Linked DNA regions of Mus musculus: regions 2 and 3 are each linked to region 1. A link is a loop called in an ENCODE intact Hi-C map of the cell type or tissue named here. Cell type or tissue: left cerebral cortex. All regions are shown on one strand. Links, peaks and the distances in the headings refer to the core of each region. The heading gives the core; the rest is flanking DNA.

Evidence for each region. Peaks named below come from ENCODE experiments on the same cell type or tissue, not always from the same donor. Only the 100,000 strongest peaks of a DNase experiment are listed, where the experiment ranks them.
Region 2: a loop joins it to region 1, with 9 times the contacts of the local background. A loop is called at or near these places in 12 of 42 quality-filtered maps.
Region 3: it touches region 1 in a loop (4-fold over the local background); 4 of 42 quality-filtered maps call a loop at or near these places.

Annotation. Positions count from the first base shown.
Region 1 is chr3:151,563,342-151,571,967 of GRCm38, forward strand. No RefSeq gene overlaps it. Among named protein-coding and RNA genes, the nearest start is that of Gm24458, 41 kb to the right of the region's middle. In left cerebral cortex, for the core only: a CTCF peak has its summit at 3,520 (motif pointing left); DNase peaks (open chromatin) are centred at 2,549, 2,762 and 3,499.
Region 2 is chr3:150,380,848-150,389,473 of GRCm38, forward strand. No RefSeq gene overlaps it. Among named protein-coding and RNA genes, the nearest start is that of Gm40178, 17 kb to the right of the region's middle. In left cerebral cortex, for the core only: a CTCF peak has its summit at 4,354 (motif pointing right); a DNase peak (open chromatin) is centred at 4,342.
Region 3 is chr3:150,997,652-151,006,277 of GRCm38, forward strand. No RefSeq gene overlaps it. Among named protein-coding and RNA genes, the nearest start is that of Mir3963, 22 kb to the right of the region's middle. In left cerebral cortex, for the core only: a CTCF peak has its summit at 4,590; DNase peaks (open chromatin) are centred at 4,578, 5,389, 6,036 and 6,534; H3K27ac peaks cover 418 bases.

The DNA of each region.
Region 1 (8,626 bases), core at 162-8,161:
GACAATCCCTAGTTAAAATGATGTTTTGTCACCGACAATGGGGCACCTTAACCATGGGATGTAACCTCTCTGAGCTTTAATTATATCACTGGCAAAAACGAGATGGGGATGTATATTTCACGAGGATGTATATTTCATGTATATTTCATAGTCTTGAAGATTAGCAAGATGGTGGATGTTAGGTGCTTGGCAGATAGGTGGCATTAAGAATGAAGAGATTTTGCTTATTAGTATCTGTAGCTGTCCCTGTACCCTCCGTTCTACAGACCAGATGCCCTTGGAAAACAATGATTATTTTTTTTTTGTCACTGCGTAGCACAATGATTTGAAAATACTTGTTTATTGGATAATTTATAAATCTAGCCATTTGTGATTCATGCAGGCTTTCTTTGGCATCCATTATCTTCTCACTAGTGAGTTCTTCTGATCTTGCCGCCTGTCACTTCTCATTGAATTGTGACCAAAAGCTGGCATCTAGTAAGTGGACTGCTATTTGAATTGGTATTAGAAGATTAGGAATTTAAATAGAGTAAATGAGATATGGATTGAAGATCCTTTGCTATAGAAATACTATTTTATATTCAACTTGGAAAAAATGACATTAAATCAAAACATTTCAGCAAGGACCTCAGAATGACCCTTAAACATAAAATATATTCATTTCTTTCTTTGGATTTTTCTCTGCTCGTGAAAGTGTGTGAGTGTTCCTGAACAAAAAAAAAAAAAAAAAAAGCCTGCTAAGAAATAGTACTATTTCTTTCTTTCTGTGCATAATGTGTATGTCCTTTCAGAGAGCATGAATAGAGAGATAGTAAAAAAGTAATTGTAATATCAGACTAAATTTAAACTGGAGGTACACGTTCTCCATTTTACAGTCAATAAAACTTAAAGGGGACAAAACTCAGGTTGGGTCCTTCTAGGCTGAGATCAATAAAGAGCCTCCATCCTTATTAGGCAATGTCAGCTGCAGTCAACCACTGTCAACAGGCAATTTGTTCTATCAATGAAGCAAATCATCACTACAAACATGGGACGGGGCTGCAGTTTTCAATCCTGCCTTGAATGTAAAGTGAAAATAAAAAATAGATGACAGATACATATATATATATATATATATATATATATATATATATATATATATGTGTGTGTATATATATATATATATATAGAGAGAGAGAGAGAGAGAGAGATGATAGATTGATAGATGATATAGATGATAGCTAAGTAATAGATGAAGAAATAGACAGTAGATAGATAGATGATAGGTAAAGATGGATGATAGGTGATAAATATATAATAGAATAGACAGATGATTGATAGATGATAGAAGGTAGATGATAGATGATAAATAATAAATGATATATGACATGTCATAGATAGATAGGGATAGATGATGGGTGATAAATATATAGGTAATACAATAGATAAATGATTGATAGATGATAGATAAATGACAGATAGATATATAGAAGATAGATGTTAAATGCTAATGATAGATGACACATAGATGATAAATATATAGATGATAGAGGATAAATATATAAATGATAGATATGTAGACTAGATAATAGATAAATAATAAATGATAGGTTATAGATAATAAATATATAGATTATAGAATTGATGGGTAGGCAGACAGATGATAGGTAGATATGGTAGGTAGGTAGATAGATAGATAGATAGATAGATAGATAGATAGATGATAGGTAGAGATAGATGATATATAGATAATAGGATAGATAAATGATTGATAGATGACAGATAAATGACAGATAGATGATAGATGATAAATGATAGATGATACATAGATGATAAATATATAGATGATAGAGGGCAACTATATAAATGATAGATATGTATAATACATGATAGATAAATGATATATTGTAGATATTAAATATATAAATTATAGGATGGATAGATGATAGACAGATGATAGATAGATAGATACATAGATAGTTAGATAGATAGATAGATAGATAGATAGATAGATAGACAGATAGATAGATAGTTAGATATGATAGATGGGCAGACACATTTTCTTTTTCTTTAGAAACAACAAACCTTCAGGAAATAAAGGAGAGCAGATCTTTGGGTTAACACAAAGGACATTTAAAAAAATATTTTCCTAAAACCAAAGAGAACTATTTTTTTATAGAATATACTGCCTCAACCATACCCTCTAAAATCTACTCTTATAATCTAAAGCTGAATAGACACAGATATTGAGAATCTTGGTAGATACAACCAGCAGTGTCCATAACGGTTGAGACAACCCACCTAGAGGAAGGAGAGGAAAGGGAGGGGAGGGGAGGGGAGAGGAGGGGAGGGGAGGGGAGGGGAAGGGAAGGGAGAATCTTCTAGGTTTGTGGGTCAGGTGATCTCCCAGCTGTCAAAACTCTTCCGATGATATTCTGGCTAAGGACCAAAGCAGAGCTATCCTTGAGAACCTGCTCCTTGCTGTAGTACAGCTCTCATTCACGGTTTGCTTCTGTGCCTGGGGCATTCTGGGAAGAGCCTGATTTCACCCTGCCAAAGTCTAGCAGCTTCAGGTCCACGTGAATCGTGAATCGCAAACACCGGAGAGCAATCAGAAATGCCCAACAGCCCTGCCGCATGAAACCAAGAAGTTACAGAGGAAAGGTCGGGACGAGGAAAAGGCTTTACTCTTTCCCATGTGTTTGCATTTGCTTCAAAAAGATTTCTCTTCTTGGAAGCTAAAAACCCAGAGCAACCTTTGCTACCAAGGGAACAGCTGCGGTAGCTCTTTGAGGATGGCCCCGTTCCAGAACTCAGGTCTGACAATCCAAGAAACCTCTCTAGCTTTTGGCTCTGAACTGATCATCACACGAAACTGAACGTTCGACAGGAATAAATAACACTCTGGGGCCTGTTGTTTCAGGTGCAAGCCATCCCTACTAAGTTTAAAGATGTTAAAAATCACCTACCTTGGTTGTACTTTCACCATAACCAAAAGTAATACAAATACAGATTTTAACAATCTTTTCAGGGACTTCTGTTTCCACGCACTGGGAGCTGGGGATTCACACATATAATTCCCATTAACACTAATAGGAGTTGGAGTGTGTACGCCAATTCCCTTGTGTTGAAATAAGTCCATAACCATATGGATACTAATAAATACATTTTTAATTCCAGTTTTATGCAGATTTTATGTAATATTTTATACAACACTTAGCAAACTCTTTGGAGACAAAGATTGCTTCTATTAATTCTCACAAACAGAGACACAAATTCCTACAAAACCCTGGTTTTTGTATAATATCCACTTCTTTTATTAGGAAAAGATTCGCCTAAATTCTCGAAGCAGTTTTAATCCACCTACCTCGTGTAAAGATTTTTTAAAGTGTTCGGGCATTTTGTTTGTTCATTTGTTTGCAAACATACCTTCTGTGCATGTCATAGCCTCTTGACCTTGATGAGATTTTTTTTTTTCCTTCCAGGTGGGTGTAATTTTTAAATTGATAAGCATGACACAACCTTTAGACGATGCTTTAGTGCCACCTGCTGGAAGATCCTTTAAAAGCAATGAATTTACTTTCCTTTCCAAAACTCAGAACTAAATTACCTGGAGACCTTAATAATAGACACAGTAATGAACTAATTATAAATAATATTTTAAAATATAATTTCAAAGATAGTTAGAGGAAAAAGAAACTAGTCAAGGAAAAGAAACTTTTCCCGTTTGGAGTTTGGTTAAAGAAGGAATAAAAGGAGAAATTGGTGAGAAGAGACAAGAGGATTAAACAGGATTAAACACTGATGCAATTCATGTGTGTGTGCTTGTGTGTGTGTGAGTATATGTGTGTGTGTGTGTGTGTGTGTGAGTGTGTGTGTGTGTGTGTGTGTGTGTGTGTGTGCATTTGTGATACTTAGAATTTAGGCTCTTTTGGAGTATTTTGTGGGAAATCATTTTTTTTTATTTTCAATCCTCAGATAAGTTTTAAAAGTTTATTGTATGCACATGGAAATAAAATCAAGATTTACTTCAAAATTCAAGAAAATTTTAGTAGCCAATGTCACATTGATTCGGGATTTGCTAAAAGGGGCTCCAGTGTAAGTACCAAGAGACGTGCAATTTAAATAGATTTAAATAATAATAGGGTTGACTTTTGGAAATGAAATTCCATCTTAGAAACATATTCAAAACAGCACATATGGTGTTTGAAAAAGAAAATTAAATTTTAAAATTTTAATTACCTTGAGCTCAGTACAGAATAAAATGCTAAGGCAAAATCCTCTCAAGAAACAAGTGTTGATTTATCTGAATTTAACAAGGCAGCTTCTGACAGAGTGCCTGAGTCTCTAAAGACCCCAGGCCTGAAAGGTTGGCTCCTTGGTGAGAGTTTTGAACCCTCCAATCGCAGCTCGGCCAGGCCCCACACCCACCACCTTCTTGGAGTCAAAAGAAGGGAGATGCATACAGCATTCCCCATTCTTGCCTAGAGAAGCAGCCAGAGGTGGAGTTCCACAAGAGATTATTCATTGACTTTGAAAGTGAGGATTTGGGACAGGCCCCATTAGGCCCCTTTAAACGCAGTGGCTTCCACTCTGTATCATCACACTGGGCTCCCTTAACTGGAGAGAAAACTTTAAAAGGCTTTAGTCCTTTCCAGATTTAGTAAACTGTTTCATAAATAATAGGCCTTTTATTTTAATGTCACTGGAACCAGAGGAGGAAATTTACAAAGAAGAAGAAAAGAAAGGCACTCTCTTTCTTTTGTCAGCCAAACTTGACAAGAGAACAAACTAGAACTTTGAGTGTTCAACGTTTTCTAACTGAATTAAATATTTGATTTAAATACATATCTTATTATCCTACAAAAGCACTTTTCACTTATGCATCCCAACACACCTAGAAAGAAATACATGAGAAGCCTTTAATTCTGTCAGCTTAAAGGTAAGGTAGTTACTTCACTATGACCAGTCTCCAAGATGCCAGGGAAATATTATAGTCATAAGATATTTAGAACAATTGCAGAATGGGGGGTTATATATTACATTAAGTCACACTGAGATCATCTATCCCTCCCTCCCTCCCTCCATGGTTAGAGAAACTGTTGGAAAAAGAATAAAAACCTGTTTCTATAAATACCACCAAAGAAGACAGTTAAAATGAATACATAGATTTTTTTGCCCCTTAAACCAGGATTTCAATCATTTTTATGTCTATTCCACAAGAAAAGCCCTAATATGATGCAGCTCTTTCCACATTCTCAGGTGCTCTAAATGTTATCTCCTTGATGCACATGCCCAGCTTCTATTAAACACTAATGGTGAGACTGCACAGACATTCCGAGGACACAGTAGCCCTGAGCAGCTTTTACTCCTTAGATAGGAATAGGGGATGTGCTTTCAGGATGCGCTTTAGCACTGCAGTAAAATGGACTGTGTTTCCATTAATGTTCCTTGGGAGAACACATTGGCTGGTACTCAAATTATATGGATGGAGTACAAAAGAAATGGGCTTCCAACCATCACCAACTGAATTTGTCTTAAGGAGAGGTAAGTGTTGACTAACTAGCCCCCAGTAGGTGTTGCTGTATGTGTCTCCATAACTCTGCACCAAACACTCTGCTATGTGTGAGAGAGGGTGATCATTAACATTCGCCTTGCCTTGTATACCAGTGACCACAAGGGAGAGGTCACTGATGCACAAAGCCTAAATGATAGTCTCTAAGCTCCCTCGACACTCTGCGTCCGTGTATTCAACCTGTAACAAATCTCCCTACTTCTCCATAGACGTTCCTGAAAATGACAGAAACTGGAAATCCAAAGCAGGTTAACTTGAAGCAAAGTCACCATGCTGTGTCTGCCTAATTCTCCATTCCCTGTCTGGTTGCTTTTGTCCTCATCCATTTCTGGGAGATTTTAAAAGCACATCTCCACTATCACAGCTGAGAGCACCCTTGGGAAAGCCCTGCCGAATCTCATTCTCCAGTGCAGGATCGATCATCACTGTTCTTGGGGTCTCTGGAAACCACATTCCAGCAAAGGATAAAAAACAGCATTTTCTTTCTACCCAGGTCATAGGATAGCATTTCCTGAGCACAGATTTACTCGGGTCCTAGAACAAATGTATCTTGCATTCTGTAGACAGGCTCCTCACCCCCATTCCAAAAAGTGAGGAACTGACAACAGTTCAAAAATCCCAAATAGGGATATGACTTGTCAACTGCTCTTACCTACACCACTGTCTCTCTTTCTCTCTTATGTCTCCTGCTCCAACCTCCTTCCTATTTCAGAAGAAATCTAGAAAAGTCCTATTCAGCTCAACAGGTGCCGATGGAATAGACGTGCATAATTCTGACTGAATCTGAGCAATCGTGGTAAGTACTGCTAGAATGAATTCTCGGGACAGGCAGGGCCTTGGGTGGGATCTCTAACACCACACAGCCAGAGCATATTTTGACTAGGACTTTAATTTTCCTTCTAAAGAAGAAGAAATTCTCCAGGCAGTGGGCTAATGTTCGATCCCAAGACCACATTTGTAAAATCCCTCTCACGGCCTTCATCTCCATCTATAGCTGCTCTGTGGACCACCCTTAGTTTTCTTTGTTCCCTAGAGGAAATGACTAGGAATCATTTATTTGATCTGACTTTACCTTGTAATTCTTTTTTTCCCTATTCTTGAAGGCAAGCATGCAGTTTAACTTGTATTTACTGATAAATCTGGATCATTTGCATATCAAGAATAATTTAATCACCAGGTATGGATTCACCAGGTATGTAGTATAAAGCAAGAAGAGACAATTACTTCAAATCAACTCTTAGTAAGCTAATGCTTACCAGATATGTAGGAAATAATGAATCCCAAGCGAATGACAAAGAGCAGGGGACCATAGAAGAACATCATGACACGAGAACCAGGAAGGCACAGTCAAAAGGACAGCATCCTGCTCTATTCTCATCTAAATCACTGCTGAACTGTTGGAAGGATTTAGTAAGACAAGGGACATTTATAGTTTTCCAGTGCATTGTTTCACAGAAAGATGAGGTCAGGTTCTGACAGGAGCTAATTAATGAGTAAATTGAGACAATAAAATAGAGAATTTTAGGAAATTATGTTGATAAGTTAGGAAAGAGTTAAGGGGAGGGACAGGAGTCTAGAAATGGGTAAGGGCTGACACAGTACAGACAGCTGATCTGAATTTAGGGCACATTGAGGTTATCATAATGGAGAAAACAAAAAGAAAGAAAATTTATGATAATGACAGGAATGCCTTTTCAGTGATGGACATGGAACTGATTTCGCTAAAAGAGATGTCCGCGCTAACTATTGATGAAAAGCTGAATGGACAAAGAGAGAGAAGTGGTATAAATGGCATCCAACAGTTGCCAAAACAGTGGCTGAATAGATAGGGCAGAGCTTGAAGCGTGGGGTACATACTTTGCAGGAAAAGGAATTATAGATGGTGATGTGGTATTGCAAACCAGTCTTGTAAAGTGTAGGAGGGCATCAGAGAAAGGCAGAGGCCAGGATGAGAAGTCAGGTTCCCCCAGAGCCCACTCCTCCCATGAATTCTGAAGACAGGTAGAATGACGCCGCCAACACGTTAGTCTGAGCTAAGCGTGTTAGTATTTGTTAACAGAACATGAATAGTAAGGAGCTTGGGCAATAATGGCGGTCAGTGAGGGTACTGACTCTCGTCTACAGTTATGTCAGGGAAAAAAGCTTGTCTACAGTTATGTAAGGAGAAAAGTAAGAAGTGGATACAAACAGTGTGCCCGAGAAGGAGCCTGAAATTAATTCAAACAAGATGGAAGGAGCTCTGAGTCCCAAAGTGGAAGCCAAAGTAGAGATTTCCCAGGACATAGAAACAGCTTCACGGTAAATGGTTTATCAGTGCAGAAATGTGACCTAGGCACACAGGCCAGGCACACAGTGGTGCAGATCAGTGTGGAGAACGTGGGGCCTGAGACCCTAAATGGCTGGGTAGCAGACAACCCAATCTTCAGCTGATGAAACAAAACTGAGGTATGCATATTAAAATAACAGCCTTGCAGAAATGTGTGTTCACTTTATCTTTTGCTTAGTGGACAAGCATTCTAGAGGCTTAGGACACTACATCACATTTAGCTTGGCTGCAGACACTCAGACACTGTCACACGCACACTTCTTAGGAGCGTGTTGGAAGATGATCCACAAATAGTGGGCTCATTTACTAAGTTTTCTGAATGGTGGTCAACTGAAAGAGAGAATGATGAAAGAAATGATAACTTTAAAGACTGTTGACAGATGGAATTTACCTAGTCATAGAGAGGAAAGCAAACACAGGCATTTCAAAGAAAAATATGGGAAGATGATCAATCTTATTCGTGATTAATTACATCTCAATTTGAATATGAAATTGAACTCTTTGGCATGCATCTTAGTTAGGATTTTACTGCTGAACAGACACCATGGTCAAGGTAACTCTTATAAGGACAACATTTCATTGGGGCTGGCTTACAGGTTAAAAGGTTCAGTCCAGTATCATCAAGGTGAGAGCATGGCAGCATCCAAGCAGACATGGCGCAGGAGGAATGAAGAGTTCTTACTTCTTCATCTGAAGGCCACTAGAAGAAGACTGTCTTCCAGGCAGCTAGGACAAGGATCTTAAAG
Region 2 (8,626 bases), core at 348-8,347, 1.2 Mb before region 1:
AAGTTGACTTCTCAGAACCACTATTCAACCTGCTAAGCAAAACCAGAATCAAATGCCCCTTCTAAAGCAACTCTCTCCACAGCTTTTGGTCACCATCTATTCAATTTATCTTTTTTAAAAAGAATATATATATATATATATGTATATATATATATATGTGTGTGTGTGTGTGTGTGTGTATGTATGTATATATACATATATATATATATATATTCAATACATATATATTACTTACTGATATATGTATGTATATGTATATGTGTGTATATATTCCTGGGCAGCCCCTCTCATAATCCTTCCCCCATAACCCTTTCCGCTTTTCCTCTGAGTGAGTGGGGGCGCCCTGGGTATCACCTCCATCCCGGCACTTCAAATCTCTATGGCTAGGTGCTTCCTCTCTAACTGAGGCCAGACAAGACAGACCAGTTAAGAGATTATATCCCATATTCAGGCAAAAGATTTTGGCATAGACCCTGCTCCAGCTGTTCAGGACATACATGAAGACCAAGCCACACATCCGCTACATACATGCTAGAAAGCCCAGTCCATTGCCCGTAGGTTCTTTGGTTGGTGGTTCAGACACTGAGAGCCCCAAGGATCCAGGTGTGTTGATTCTGTTATTCTTTTAAATCCCCTCATGGGCCGCAATCCTTCCTCTCCTATTCTTCCTAAGAGTCCTCACAGTCCATCCACTGTTTGAATATGGGTGCCTGTATCTGTGTAAGTCAGATGCTGCAGGAGCCTATCAGAGGACATCATGCTCCTGTCTGCAAGCATAAAAGAGTATCATTAGTAGTGTCGGAGCTTAGTTCTTAGCCATGGATGGGTCTCAAGTTGGGCAAATTGTTGGTTCGCCATTCCCTCAGTCTCTGTTCCATCCCCAGCATCTGCATTTCTTGAAAACAGGATACATTTTGTGTTGAAAGTTTTATGGGTGGGTTAGTGTCTCTATTGCTCCACTGGGGTTCTTGTATGCCTACAGGAGGTGGCTTCTTCAGGATCCATATCCCCAATGTTGTGAGTCACAGATGAGGTCACCCCCATTGATTCTTGGGCTCCTCTCTTATTCCAAGTCTCTGTCTCATCCTGGAGATGTCTCCCACTGCCTCACCCCAGTCAAGTGAAGATTTCCATTCATTTTCACGGCTATCTAGCCATCTCTTCTATTTTTCCCCACACCTGATCCTTAACCCACCTCATTCTTCTTCCCCTCCCCTCTTCTTCCTAGATCCCTCACTCGATCTGCCTCATAACTATTTCATTCCCCTTTCTAAGTAAGATTCAAGCATGTTCACTTTTAACTTCCTTTTTGGGTAGCTTCTGTGAGTCTGTGGAGAGTAGAATGGTACGTGTATTTTATGGCTAATATCTGCTTATAAGTGAGTACATACCATGAATGTCCTTTTAGGAGTAGGTTATCTCACTCGGGATGATATTCCCAAGTTCTATCCATTTTTTCTGCAGAATTTATGATGTCTCATTCCCAAGTTCTACCAATTTTCCTGCAGAATTCATGATGTCTTTGCTTTTATTAACTGAATACTATCCCATTGTGCAGAAGTACCACATTTTATTTATCCATTGGAGAGCATCTGGGTTATTTCCAGTTTCTAGTTATTATGAATAAAGTTGCTATGAATATATCTCAACAAGTATCTGTTGCTTCTGTCTCCGACCAGCAGAAAAGAGCGACGACACAGCGTTCTTCTGAAAGCAGTTTATTTGGGAACCTTTCAACATGCAAGCAGGAATCTCCTCTCCCGCCCCCAATCGCAATCCCTTATATAACCCCTCTACCACACCCCATCAGCCCAGTCCACGTAACAGCAGTCCATTGGCCAGAATCATCACTTGTCATATGGTCCAATCTTGCATCATGGTGCACCTGCACAGTTCTCACGATGGACGTGGCTTGTTTTCAGGTGTATGAGGAAGACAGGTGCAAGTCATAAGACTTGGCTGCAGACCCAGTTGCCATCTTGGGACTGCTGCCACACCCGCACCTCACAAGTGTCTTTGTGGAATGTTGGAGGCAACTTTCGGGTATGATCCCAGCATAGGTATAACTGAGTTTTGTGGTAGAAATAGTTCCAGTTTTCTGAGAAAAATACCAAGTTGATTTCCAAAGTGGTTGTACAATTTTGCACCACCACCAGCAATGAAGATGGTTGCCCTTGATCCATATCCTTGCCAACATGTGCTATCTCCTGGGTTTTTGATCTTAGCCACTCTGATGGGTGTACCATGGAATCTCATAGTTATTTTGATTTGCATTTCCCTGATGACTAAGGACTTTAACATTTCTTTAAGTCTTTCCTGGCCATTTGAGAGTGTTGTGTTGAGAATTCTCTGTTGAGGTTTGTACCTCACTTTTTAATTGAGTAGATCCTTTTGTACAAATGATAAACGGGCAGAGAAAGAAAGTATAAGAAAAAACACCTATTACAATGGCCACAAGTAATATAAAATGTCTTTGATGTAACTCTAACCAAGCAAATATAAGATCTGGCTGACAATAACTCCAAGTCCCAGAAGGAAGAAATTGAAGGATATCAGAAGATGCTCATACTCATTGATAGGATTAACATAGTGAAAATGGCCATCTTACCAAAAACAATCTACAGATTAAATGCAATCCCCATCAAATTTCTAACACAAATTTTATAGACCTCAAATGAGCAATTATTGTGACAAATATTAAAAAACGAACCAGCACGTTCCAGCACTGGTACTTCCATCTCTCTGCCCAGGCAGCCTGACAGGCCATGCACTGGAGGGCAATGGCTGACCTGTTTTTACCTCATGGAAACTCTGACTCAAATACAAATGGATCAAGGACCTCAATATAAAACCGGATACACTACATCTCATTGAAGAGGGAATGGAAAATATCCTTAATGAATTGGTACAGGAGACAATTTCCTGAACAAAAAAAAAACCAATGGATCAGGCTCTAAAGTCAACTGAAACTGCAAAGCTTTTGTAAGGCAAAAAAAAAAAAAAAAAAAAAAAAAAAAACCACTGTCAATAGGACAAATCAGCAGCAAACAGAATGGCAAAGGATTTTAAATAACCCTATAACTGACAGAGGGCTTAAATCAAAAATTTATGAAGAATTCAAGAAGTTAGAAACCAACAACCCAAATAATACGATTTAAAGATGGAATACAGAGCTATTTGTTTTATCTTAAACACATTTGCCTGTTGCTCCCCCTTGGCTATAACTTCAAACACCATTTGTTTCTAGACATTGATATTTAATCACCTATACTTTATCCATCCTAATTTCTATCTGTGATATTTCTCAATTTTAGTCATAATTTCTCAACTGAAATTGTAATTTTGATAATGTCAATGTTGCTTAACATTTTCTAAAATTTGAGGGGAAACCCAATACTGTAGCCTCATCCAAAGCTAATATTATTTTTGTTGTTGTTGTTTTGTTTTGTTTGTTTTTTGCTTTAAATCATAGCCTGTACTATAGCTTTCACTTTCATGTGAATCTGTACAGGTTCTTTCAGAAGTCAACTCTCATGCCTTCAATACTTGAACATAGCTTCTTCCTTGTCTTCCAATAATTGTTTCTCTTATCATGCTCAAAAAGGACCTTCATTTATGCCTGCAATCTTTCTTTGTTGTTCTTAAAACAACCAAAGACCCTACTTTCTACACTTTCATATTACCCCAGAGAAAACTGTTATAGTCTCTTGATTTTGGATAGATAATTATCACATATTTCTCTATGCATAGTAGGAATCTATGGTCTTGCAGAAAGTTTTGTATATTTTTGTACCCTTAATAAATAGCATCTTATGATAGTATATTTTTCAAAAGTTTTGAATGTATTATAAATTATAGCACATAAATAATATGTTCATTGGATTATCTGACTTATCACTATAATTCCTAAATCCTTTTATAGGCATGTTCAAGTTTATAACAACAGAGTACAAATATAGTTTAACTTCCTCAAAATGTGTTTTCTGCTTTATTTCATTGTTTCTAGCTTTATCTTTCTATTGAAAGTGTTCTTTCAATAAAATTATGATTATGTACTTCTATGAGTTATATGTTATATATTTACTTTGGTTTTAGAGCAGTGTAATGTATCACACTGTGTTCTTGAGACTGATTTAAGAAATAGGCAAACTTTCCTAGAGTTTTTAAGAAAATATTTGTACTAGAACTCAATAAAAGTTAACTGATTTTTTAAAAGAGTTAAAATATTTTGGGGGGGTCGCACAATTGAATGTTAATGAAATTGCCATTAAGTTATTATGTAACTTTTGGGAGTGGCAAACCAAAGACTGATCTAACATGAGGCCCAAGCCACTAGAGGGAGCCCATACCCAACAGTGCTGGGATAGCCAGGAACTGGAAGCTGGATAGCTCAAAGACCTAGGGCAGAAACAAACACCAGTGACAAATTAAGAACAACAACAAAAATGCAATGAAATGAGTCCTAATGATATACTGCTACACCCTTAAGATCTTTGCCCAGTCCAATCATTGTCAGAGAAGCTTCCTCCAGCAGCTGATAGGAGCAGATGCAGAAAACCACAGACAATTAGGCAGAGCTCTAGAACTCAGTAGAGGCCACTGGTGTATGTGTGTGTGTGTGTGTGTGTGTGTGTGTGTGTGTGTGTATGTATGTCAGAGAGCTCTGTGTTCAGGACATCAGGAAAACATGACATGCTAAGCAGGACTCATAGGGGTTCATGGAAACTGAAGCAGCAATCACAGACTTTATGCTTCTGTGGTGTATATATGTGGTTTATCTTGGGTGTTCAAGATTTCTAACAGTGTGAATTGGGAGCATCTCTGACTCTTTTGTCTGTTCTTAGGATCCCTTTCCCCTATTGGGTTGCTTTCTATAACCCTGATATGAGGGTCTATGCCTTGTTTTATTGCATCTTGTTATGCCATGTTCTGTTAATATCCCTGGGTAGCCTTTTCTGAAAGGAAACAGAAGGGGAGGTGAGAGAAGGGAGATGGGTGAGAGGAACTGCGAGGAGAGAAAGAAGGGGAGGCTATACTCAGAATGTATTATATTGGAGAAGAAGAAAGAAACAGAAAAAAAAATACTAAAACCCCAAAACAAGGCAAAAAATAAAATAAAATTATCATTAATAAAATTCACTGACAAAGTTTGGAGCTGAGACAAAAGGATGGACCATCTAGAGACTGCCATATCCAGGGATCCATCCCATAATTAGCCTCCAAACGATGACACCATTGCATACACTAGCAAGCATTGGCTGAAAGGACCCAGATGTAGCTGTCTCTTGTGAGACTAGGCCAGGGCGTAGCAAACACATAACTGGATGCTCACAGTCAGCTATTGGATGGAGCACAGGGCCCCCAATGGAGGAGCTAGAGAAAGTAACCAAGGAGCTAAAGAGATCTGCAACCCTGTAGGTGCAACAACATTATGAACTAACCAGTACCCCGGAGCTCTTGACTCTAGCTGCATATGTATCAAAAGATGACCTAGTCTGCCATCAGTTGAAAGAGAGGCCCATTGGACATGCAAACCTTACATGCCCCAGTACAGGGGAACACCAGGGCCAAAAAGTGGGAATGGGTGGGTAGGGGAGTGGGGGGAGGGTATGGGGGACTTTTGGGATAGCATTGGAAATGTAATTGAGGAAAATACGTATTAAAAAATATATATAAAATAAAATAAAATAAAATAAAATAAAATTCACTGCATGTTAAATGCCCCCTGGCTCATAAAATCATAAATATAATAAATAGAGATTGGATTGAGAAATCCTATTATAAATCAAAAAGAATATCTGTACACCATTTTCAGAGTAAATATTGTAATTTTCATATAAAAAGACCTACACTCATAGTATAAAAACTGGTTTTATGCTTTTGAAAATTTTTACTACTGAAATACTGACTAATAATGTACAAATATTTTCTACTGGTCACTTGTAGAGTAACATTGATATATATTTTAATGTTCATAGGCTTTGAAATGCCCCTATATATTTTTCTTGCTAAGACTATCATATAATCACAGTATCTCACTGCACCATTTCCCCATTCTGTCTATCTAGATTAACATTTATTCATCTTATTCACTTTTGTATTCATGACCGTTTTCTCTTAAAGCATGTGTGTGTGTTTCTAAATACATAAATACAAACTTCTCAGACTATACAATGTTTCTTGTATGCATTTATCTTCACATCAGACCATTTGGTATTGGATAACCAGTTGGTGTGCTCTTCTATGGGAAAGAGTATTTCCCCACATTTCTGCATTCTTTAGTTGTCTATAATTACGTGTATAGGTTTGAGGCCTCTTGATTTTTCTCCCTTCCATGTTGGCACATCTTCCAGTGTCTTTATTGTTCAGGTTATATTTAGACACTCATGTTGCTTGGATGTTATGCATGTAGGCTTCTGACATTGCTAGGAAATATAATTCACAGAAAAGTCTCTGTTCCTTGGTATCTTAAAATGTTTTCAAACTATCCCCCTCCACAATAATCCTTACAAACAGAAGCCATGTTGTGGATATAACATTTGGAACTGCACTGCACAATTCTCCCTGTGCAGAACTTGGGTTTTCTGATATGTGCTCTATTTTTTTTTATCAAATCTTAAACTGTGAAACTTGAAGGATGGAAATTCTTAGAAGAAAATAGGTTTTACCCTAAAAAACATAGTGTTAGGAAAAGACTTTCTATTTTTACTGATTCAGGGTTAACAATTGAGAAGTAGTTATTCATATAACTAAAATTCTGTTAAAGATAAGAGACAAATAGTCAAGAATGGAAGATTTTTTGCACACTATACATCAGTGAAAGAATTGATATCAAGAATATGTAAAGAACTAAAATTACAGAAAAAAATGATGACTTAGTCAAAAATAAGCCTGGGATCTGAGCAGAGTGTTCTAAAAAGAAGAATAAATAATTGCTAAAACATATAATATAGCCATTCCTTATCTTTAGCAACTAAGGGATTGCAAATTAAAACAACTTTGAGATTTTTTTTCCTGAGCTCAGTCAGACAGATGTTAACAAAGAACAAACAGCAGATTAGATATGGGTAAAAGTGACTCCTCGTTTTCTGCGAGTGGAAATGCAGACTCATGGAGATCCCCTGGAATTCAGTCTAGGAAACCCTCAAAAAAGTAGAGCTAGGTCTATCATATTACCCAACTATACCACTGCTTGGAGTATGCCCAAAATACTTGACATCCTAGTATTTGCTCAGGCATATCCCCCCCAAATAATAATAATAATTAATAATAATAATAATAATAATACCAAGAAAGGAGGGTAATGGATATCATAGCTTCGTAGGACTGTTGTTTGTTTCTTTCTTTTAAAAGCTTTCAGGGCAACTTCTGCTACCATGAAAGCTAAATCTCAGGTAAGAGGTTTTAATCTCAAATTTAACTTAGAACACTATTGTCTCCAGTGTCTGCAATACATGATATCTTTAGCAGCTGAGATTTGCCCTACAAGCTTTCAAAGGAAAGAAGCAAGCAATGCAGCTATGATGTCTATTAATTACCACAATTAACAACAATTAAATAAAATAATTAAAAGAGCCAGGTGTGGTGGTGCATGCCTTTAATCCCAGCACTTGGGAGGCAGAGATAGGCAAATTTCTGAGTTAGTCCAGGCTGGTCTACAAAGTGAGTTCCAAGACAGCCAGGGCTACACAGAGAAACCCTGTCTCGAAAAACCAATAATAATAATGTAATAATAACCATTAAAAGAAAAATTGATGAAAGAGAGATATAATTGAGTTCCCATTTGACTCAGGAATTAGGGGACCAGACATGTTAAATTGGGACCTTGTGATGTTAAGAACCTTTGGAAGATTTTTATCCAAAGAACACCTCATGGAGGAAAGAGCATAAAGCTTATGGAGCCCATAGAGTCTGCACACTGGAGAGGACACATTTCATTTTATGACAACTATAATTACCCATTCATAAAAAATTGTACACCTAGGATTTAAACATTTTATTAATGAAGAATGATGTTTGAAGTAGAAAAGCATTGATCAGAGGAGACTAGATGGGTAATTATTTTTATATGTGTATGAGGAAGGAGGATTGATTTACACAAACTCTAAAAATAAATAAAAGCAAGCAAGCAAGCAAGCAAGCAAGAGAAAAAAGGAAGAAAGGAAGAAAGGAAGAAAGAAAGAAAGAAAGAAAGAAAGAAAGAAAGAAAGAAAGAAAGAAAGAAAGAGAAAAGGAATGGAAGAAAAAAGAAAGAAAGGAAGAAAGGAAGAAAGAAAGAAAGAACGAAAGAAAGAAAGAAAGAAAGAAAGAAAGAAAGAAAGAGAAAGGAAGAAAGGAAGAAAGAAAGAAAGAAAGAAAGAAAGAAAGAAAGAAAGAAAGAAAGAAAGATAAAGGAAGAAAGGAAGGAAGGAAGGAAGGAAGGAAGAGAAGGAAGAAAGAGAAGGAAGAAAGAGAAAGAAAGAGAAAAAAGGAAGAAAGGAAGAGAGAGAGGAAGGAAGGAAGGAAGGAAGGAAGGAAGGAAGAGAGAGAGGAAGGAAGGAAGGAAGGAAGGAAGGAAGAAAGATGAACATTTGGGCATAGTGGCAAGGTCATAGTAATGTGCTGAGTTGAAGGCCCTAAAAAGAGA
Region 3 (8,626 bases), core at 434-8,433, 570 kb before region 1:
ATTTGTCAATTTCAAAATGAAAAGAGAGCCACTTTTATGCCTGCCCTGTGTAGCCCCTCAGAATGTTGGTAGGCAAGCACTGCACTGTACCCATAGTGGGTGTTTGGCTTTGTCAAAGTCATTGTGAACTCTGACTCTCAACCTAGGCAAATCTTAGAAATTGTTCAGTGAGTGTATTGGAGAGAAACGCTTAAGCTCTGTTACATAGCCGGGCATGATGGTGCACACCTTTAATCCCAGCACTTGGGAGACAGAGGCAGTTCTCTGAGTTCAAGGCCAGCCTGGTCTACAGAGTGAGTTCCAGGACAGCCAGGACTACACAGAGAAACCCTGAATCTCTTACATACTGCTTAGTTTCTTTCTTTTGTTTTCTTTTGTTTTGTTTTGTTTTATGTTTTGTTTTCCTTTATTTCCTTTAATTGAAATGGATTGAGCCATTCAGTAATAACTTTCTTACTATCTTGGGAACATTGTAAGACAACTGTATTTTATTAGAAGAAAAAAATTGCCATTTCTGTATAATATTTAAAGAGAAAAATTCAGAGAACACGTGTTAAGGTCATTTCCATGTTCAGCATCATTTATTTCATGGAAACAGGTAGAAAGTCTTTGAGTAATCACTGCAAATAATATTGACTCATTGTAGTAAATAAAAAATAAGAGGATATGTCAGGATATTACAGAGTTTCATAAATCTCAAGTTGATTTTCTCTGTGAGAAAAGGACAGTCAGATTAAACATGTTTCTCTCAACTACATCAAAATTCTCCCTGTCCTCAATATTATACTTTCACCATTTTAAAGAGAAATTAACAACATGAAAATGGTTTAAATAAGCATGATAGAGAAATGAAGAATCATGTGACAGTTCCAAGAATATTTATCAATGTAAAACAGGGACCTAGACAGAGGGACTGTCCACCGAGTATGCCAGAGGTCATGTGCTTTCAATTGTAATATAAAATTTATTAAATATAAACTAATCAAAGATGGCATTGTAACTGTCATTGAAAGAGCTGCTTAGGATAGCAGAGACTTGAACCTTCAAGGGCAGAGATGCACTCATCTGATAAAGCTTTAGCTGGAAACTTCTAGAGTCTAAGTGCTCTCACATGGTGAACCCACCAGGCCATCCTGTGTCAGCACTGAAGACGGCAGCATAGCTCCAAAGCCATCCTGCTCCCACTGTCTCATACCTGGCTCTGGCTTGCATAGAAATACTGCATAAAATATTGCATTTACAGCCTTATTAAATTGCATGAACAATTCATATAGTGTTGAAGAACTATGAAAATTCTTGTGTGGTAAGAGAAGAGTGAAAAAGACTGCTGGAAGACAGAGGTGATGTAACTGACTCAGTTATGAAGAATGGCCAACAAGAATCCTGCCAGAAGACATATTTCACTTTGTCCATAATTTTCTAGTGAAATATCATATTAAACTACTGATTTCATGTTTCAGCAATGATCTACATACAATAAAATATGTGGAAAAGACATCTTATCATTCAAACCCTTCTTGAGAGCTATTCCTGAGATTAAATTTATAAGATTTGCACATTTTCCCCTTACCTTAACTTTCCCTTGCCTCATAAATATCTCTTTGGTCAATGTTCTAAGTTTTCTGATTATATAGGGACTTAGGTTAGTGTGTCCTTCACAGAATGTTGAAGAGTTAAGTACAGTTTTATTTCAGCTGCAAGACTTTCTGTGTAGTTGGCATTTTTGAGTTTTCAAAGAATAAGTTTCTTCCAAATGGCTTATATTTATCTTTAGAAACAATTTAAAAGGAAAATAAATCTGTCATAATCAGGTCATCCAGACATAGTGCTGAAAGCATTTAATATCTGATCTATTCTGTGAAATAAGACACAACACTGGCTCTGCTATTAAATATCACATAATCGCCTTAGTTAAAGAAGTCGATTTTAGTGACTTGAGCTTCATATCTTAGGAAAAAAAATACTTATATTAACATAGATTCAGCATGCATATTGTGCTGAGAATAGCCCCTAACTTAGATTTTGCTTATATTTTCCAATTTATTACTTTTGTCTATTTGAATTAGACACATCTACTTTACTGGGAAACTAACATGGAGGCATCTTTGTGTGCTCCAAGGAATATATGGGGCGTGGTAATTCATTAATTTGGCTTGCTTCATTATAGCATAATAAAATGCAGCAGAGGACAGTATGGGTATGACACAGAAATAATCAAACATCCAGTTATTTCTAACCACTTAATTACATGCTAATTATGCCTGAGTTTTGTTTTGTGTCTGTGCCTGATGCTTTTCAAAGAGTATTACACATGGAGATTGTACATGTGCTCGAAAACAAATTAGTATAAAAATAACAGAATATTTTAACTACAACTGGCTTTGTGTTCTGCAAGAATTTTTCAATACTACACATAAATTGTATTCATTAGGTAAACATGCCCAATTATGCTGATACCAACTGGGTAGCAATTAGTACTTTAGGTCATAGTGTTAATATTATCTAAATCAGATAGTAATTTTGTGCCATGAGAATATAAATTTGAGCTATTTGAAATATAAACCATTTTGCTATTAACTTATAGACCAAAAAGAAAATTGTCATTACCTAAAGCAAAATTTCATGCTACTTGTAGAACCATCCATGGGAAACCACAGTGTGGTCTTTGGAAAGTCTCCTAATAAGGGGCACACTCCCCAGCGAGGGTCAGAGTTCAGTTCCTGAACTCATCCATCACAGGCAGACTGCCAGGGGGTGACGAGCTGTCATGACTAAGAATGGGACAGGGCCCCCTCCCTGACCTCCTGAATCACTTTCACACACAGGGTTCAGCCAATACACATTCCCGTTCACAAACAACATGACCCAGTAAGTGTACATTCTCAAAGGGGCGCTTGGAGTCAAGGAAAGCAAGCAAGTACAGATGCCCGGGAATCCTCAGAGGTCAATGCACTCCACATTTTTATTTTTAAGAGCTTATTTTAAATACTAATCAGGAAAGGAAAACATTATGCCAGTTATAAATGACTATCTGAAAATGTCTTATTTCTCTTTTTGCATATGCAGTAATTATGAGAAACATAAAGGGAACTTTCTTTTGTTTTTGTTTTCTAAATGAAGTCAAAACATATCTAGGCAGATCTGAGGACATTTAAGGTTAAGAATCTAAGCATGTGCTGATGGTTGTGCTCAGTTCATGTCTAGCCCTCTTTTCTGATGACATCACGCTCATGATAAAGGTTATTGACAATGGAATTTTACCTTGAGATATCTCAACACTATTTTATTTGGCTCTTTTAAGGAATTGATGCCCAGAGAGTGCTGTTTTAAACTCTTTCACTGTCTACTGATTTAATTCATTAAATTATTACCTATTCAATTTGGATTATGGAGACTCATCCTTGGAAACTAAAACAATTAGACACAAAGTAGGATCCTGAAGCACTCAGCCTACATTCTAGACAGGGGTCATCTATTTTCTTCCTAGACATTTCAGCCTTGTGTAACTTATTGATGGTTAAGGCAAGTATATGAGTGGCTTCCTTAAATTTGAGAAATTGAATCTACTTGGGGCCACATTCCATCCTGTATATGAGAAAAAATAGACTAAGCTTTCTGTAGATATGAACTGATTTTCATGCATTCCATACCATACCGAACATTCTGTGCTGAAGTTGATTGTAGTTTTCTACAATTGTTATTTTTTAAAAAGAAAACAACTAACAGAGCTTTGCTTCTCCCAGTCTTCTGCACAGAGCAGAGCTTGGAGATGAGAAGACTAATCACGAGGGTGACCTCATGACTTCAGATTCTCTTGGGCAGTAGCCCTTTTAGAATACACTTTAATAAGGATGCATGACCTCAGGTTTTTAATTAATTCTAAAGTCATATAAAATAGTTTACATACAAAAAGGTTGTCTGCTTCTGCCTTGGCCCTTACTGAATAACTTTCTGCAGGCCCTTAGATAAAGAGAGCTACATTACCTAAACATCTAAGTAAATAGTAAAATCGGCAATGTTGTCAGTGATTCCACAGAGACCAAAAACACAACAGGTGCTCATTCTTGCTTTCAATATTTAAAACGGCAAAAGTTTCATCAATGCAAAGATATTTAATACCCTAATGTGTAAACAAAAATCAGAAAATTACATGGTGAAATTGGATTCTATCCTCTCCTAAAATGTAATCTTGCATTGGCATAGGAAACTATTGGCTTTATAGAATCGATTATGTTAACAGTTTTTAATTGGCTAGTTTAACTGCCCAGAATGTCAATTATTCTTTAAAAATATAGGCCTTAAAGTTTTAAAACACTTTGAAAATGTATCCAAGGGAGGAAATGTCTTTTAGTAGTTACAAAAATACAGAATGTGCATATTTTATGCTTAGACAAATCTGTAGCGTCAGCATATTCTATGCAAAAATCAGCATTTGAAATCTTGCTCAAATTTCCTTCTTCATGGGCCTTATCAAAACGGGCAGTAGGTACAGTAGTACATCCCAGCACACGGAGATCTCACTTCACCTGATAAGGGAGTGATAAAAACACCGGGGTTTCAGGCCTGTTTAGGCTTCAGCTGTAAGGTTTTGGCGCCCCCAAGCCTTGTTTTGGAGAACAGCAGTCATTCTGAAAAGCAGGAAACAGGTTATAAAATATATCTGTAAAACATCGGTGCACTCAATTTTTTTCCTCTTTGAAAGGGCATTATGTTTTACATGGCCACCATTTATAGTGGTTTTTTTATTCTTAATAGTTTTCATATCTGTTGTATACTAAAGTGTGGGAGCAGCGTGGTTTGGATTTTGTTGTTATTGTATTTTTGTTTTTACCTAAAGAAAATTTTAGCATAAATACATCGAACACATTTACACGTGTCCTCTAAATGTTTCTCCTCAAACCATCAAACAGACAGACATTTAGAGTACAAGCAGAAATGTAGGACATGCCTTTTGGTTATTGGCAAACTTTATGCAAATAGGCAGCCTCTCTCGGGGGAAAGTGTACACTATTGAAATTTATATCTAAATGTGACACCATCCAGATAGGATCTTCACCATCATTATTTTCTATTCGTGTCATACATTAGAGGAAGAGTTGAAAGATGAAGCGCTCTGAAGCATATTCAATAAATTTCAACTATTTTGCTTGTCCCATCTTTAAAACGCCAAGTTTGCCTTATTACGATCCAGTTTTGCATTCAGCACGTAGTAATGGGGCTGCTGGCATAGCACCTGTCAGTAAGACTTCAGCAATCCAAGCCTTAAAGGTTTTGATGGGAATGCAGACGGAATACCAATTTGTCAATGCAGTACTCATGCCTGTAATATCTACAGGGTTCACACAAGTCTGATTAATCTTACAGTTTTTTGCATACTTCTGGAAAAGAACTCTTGTAAAAACATGGAAGCAAACAAAAGATCTGATTTCTTGCCTCGTTTGGCCTTTTCTGTGACTTATTGCTATCTGTACTCCAAGCAAGCCTGGCAAGTCTATACACTTCCTTCTGAGATACTGTAAACCTAGATACTACAAATCACTTGGTCAATGTACATTAAATCTAATTTAGTTTGACCACCACGACTATTCAAAGACCAGCAAATTGATTGTGTTACTAAAAGGTGATGGAGTTGATACTGCTTTTTAATGAACTCCATGCCGGCATGCTGCTGCTAATGCACCGTACTGTAGATCACCCAGTCACCTCCCCTCTAATTGAATTTATCATTTGAAACCTCGACTTGATGCTAACAGTCCAAAAATAGCTGGGTCCTTCTAGAACGTTCCTATCTCTCAAATGCCTTATATTGAAGTTTTCTGCAACAAACACTTGCCTTTCTTGTCGTTTTGTGAGGGCCACTTGTCAGTCATGGAGGGACGATTACAAGAAAGTGTGTCTTTAGAAAAAGATAGTATTGACCTCTGCAGATTGACTGGAGACATCCAAATTTGAAAGTGGAGCTCCGGCAGCTTTAATGGGATATATGCAAATTGTCTCTACACAGGCCTGAAACTGTCATATGGCTGCGGTTATTTTAAGACACACACAGTCTTCTCTTTCTGTTCTACCCACTTTTATTTTCTCTCAATGGAGGCAGTGTGTTTGGGAGACTAGTCTATCTTGAGGGAATGACAATAGCATTTGCAGGGTTCTACCTCCAGGAATCATTATGGGTGCCAGTTGGTTTCTTAAGTCAGCCCTAGGGAGGGAGAAAGAAAGTGAAACTGATGTAAGGTGACATTAAAACCAGGAGAAAAGGAGTAAAGAAAAGACATGATTTCTGTAGGTTTACAAAATCAAGGCAGTATTGTAGAATTAGAAACATGCAGAGAATAGTAACTGATTATGCTTTAAATTTTTTTTAATGAAAGAGGAACCTAATTTAGTGGTGCATTGTAGTTCAAAAATAGCTCCGCATAATTCATAAGGTGCTCTACTTGAGGATTGCTGAAGTTCCTCGTTATGATAATGCCTTTTGATAACTTTTATTGAACATAAGCATTCCCCTGATTAAATCTCTTAACAGGCAGTGCTTTTCAGTACTAGCTGCCATCGTTTCGGGGCTAGGTTGTACACACTCTGCAGAGACAAGATGAGACATAGCACCGCTTGCCAAAAATCCATCAGAGAATAAATATAAGAAAAAAAATCTAATTTACAATAAGAAATTCCAACTGAGAAAATTACCATCTCTCAAAACTCTGAAGCACGAAATAAGCAAATTTTCATCATGTGTTAGACTTGGATAAACTAAGTAACAGAAAAAACACACGTGTTATCAAAACTAACTATTCTTTTCTTCCATGAATATGTGTCTAATTATATAAACCCTCCAAGAAAAAATAGCAACCTAAACATTGTACTAATGCCACCCCATATAACTATACTCCGATTTAATAGGGTCCCATATCTCAGTAAACGAAAGATATCTATGACCAGAGGTTTGCAAGTCCTGAGAAAGTCTTAATTCACCAATAAATTAACCAGTCATTCTGATTGTTTTCTCAAAAAAAGAAAAAAAAGGAAAGAAAAGGAAAGAGAAGAGAAGAGAAGAGAAGAGAAGAGAAGAGAAGAGAAGAGAAGAGAAGAAAGGAAAAGAAAAATAAAAGAAAAAATCTTTGCAAGAATTAGGAAGGGGCTGTTTGTTGTTGATGTGGTTGTTGGTGGTTGTGGTTGTGGTGGTGGTTGTGGTTGTGGTGGTGGTTGTGGTTGTGGTGGTGGTTGTGGTGGTGGTTGTTCTGGTCTTCTCTTCTACATCAGTATGTCTGTCCCCATTTCACAGATGCTGGAAACACAGAAGGCTCTTAGTGAGTGATGCAGGATCAGATCGATCTTGTTACTCCACGTGTAGGGAGAAAATGAGCCCGAGGCCATGACAACTCTCTCCTATAGCACAAAACCAAGCGGTCAGGGAGGATGCATCCCCCTGATGCAGAACTTTTCTAAGGTGAGTCAAGAGCCCTGAGGAAATAACCCTTCTTTATCCACTGGGTATCTCATAGGCCTGCCTTGTGCTCTAAAGCACAGCTCTTCTTTTCCTATCCTGCTTATTATATGAAAAGCCCATAGACGTGTACCCAGTAAATCAGGCTCTGTTTGTGCGTAAACCTAATATTCTAAGTACAATCGCTCAGACTCTGGTCCCTCTGAGCTCTCAGATGATGCGTTTGCAGTTCTGTAGCTCATGTTTTCTTAAATTTGTATTTCTGGTCATACATTCAATGTCACAAAGTAAATGTGAATACCAACTCTGCAAAGGTGTCTCCGTGGTTAAAAATATCACCTGCTCTGGCAGGGAACCTGAGTTCAGTTCTCAGCACCCACGTTGGCCTGAGCACCACCACCTGGAAGTTCATGTCTGAGGAATCCAGTGTTCTCCTCTGGTCTTCGTGATACCTACGTACACATCCCCACACCAGCAAACACACATATACATAGTTAACAGTAAAAATAATATCTAAGATAGACAGGTGGGTAGATAGATCTCCCTAAATAAAGAGAATAATATTCACAATGCTGTACATAGCCTTAATCGCCAGCATAGTGACATGACAATATTGTAGACACTTCATGGTTAGGAATAATAACTAATGTTAATTATTTGCATGATCAGTGTCAAGGATTTTAATAAATCTGAAAAATGTGACTGATTTTCCTGAGATTTTTGTCCTCATGATGCCAGAACCTATATTTTTACATATACAGAAATGTACGTGGTTGATAATACATAGAACAGGAATCAGGATGGTCCCCAGTCTCACTCTCCATTCATACATGGATGCCATGGAGAAACAGTTCATGTCTAGTACCTATTGTGGCTAAGTGCATGAATAGTGAGAAAAAACTATTTTGTATGGTGTCAGAGAAGTGAGGAAAGTGTAAAACTGAGGATTTCATAGAGTTAAAATTAATTCCAAGGTAAAATACCTTTCAAAACAAAAGCCATGTATACATTTTTACAGTCAAAAATATAGAAAAATATTTGTGTTTGTGGAGAACTGACTACAACATTCAGTACATTTTCCTGATAAAACAGCCTAAGAGGAATTTTCTTGATATACATATATTGATAAATAGTTTTGTTTTCTTTAAGCTTTGGTATTAAGATTTTCTACAATGTAGAACA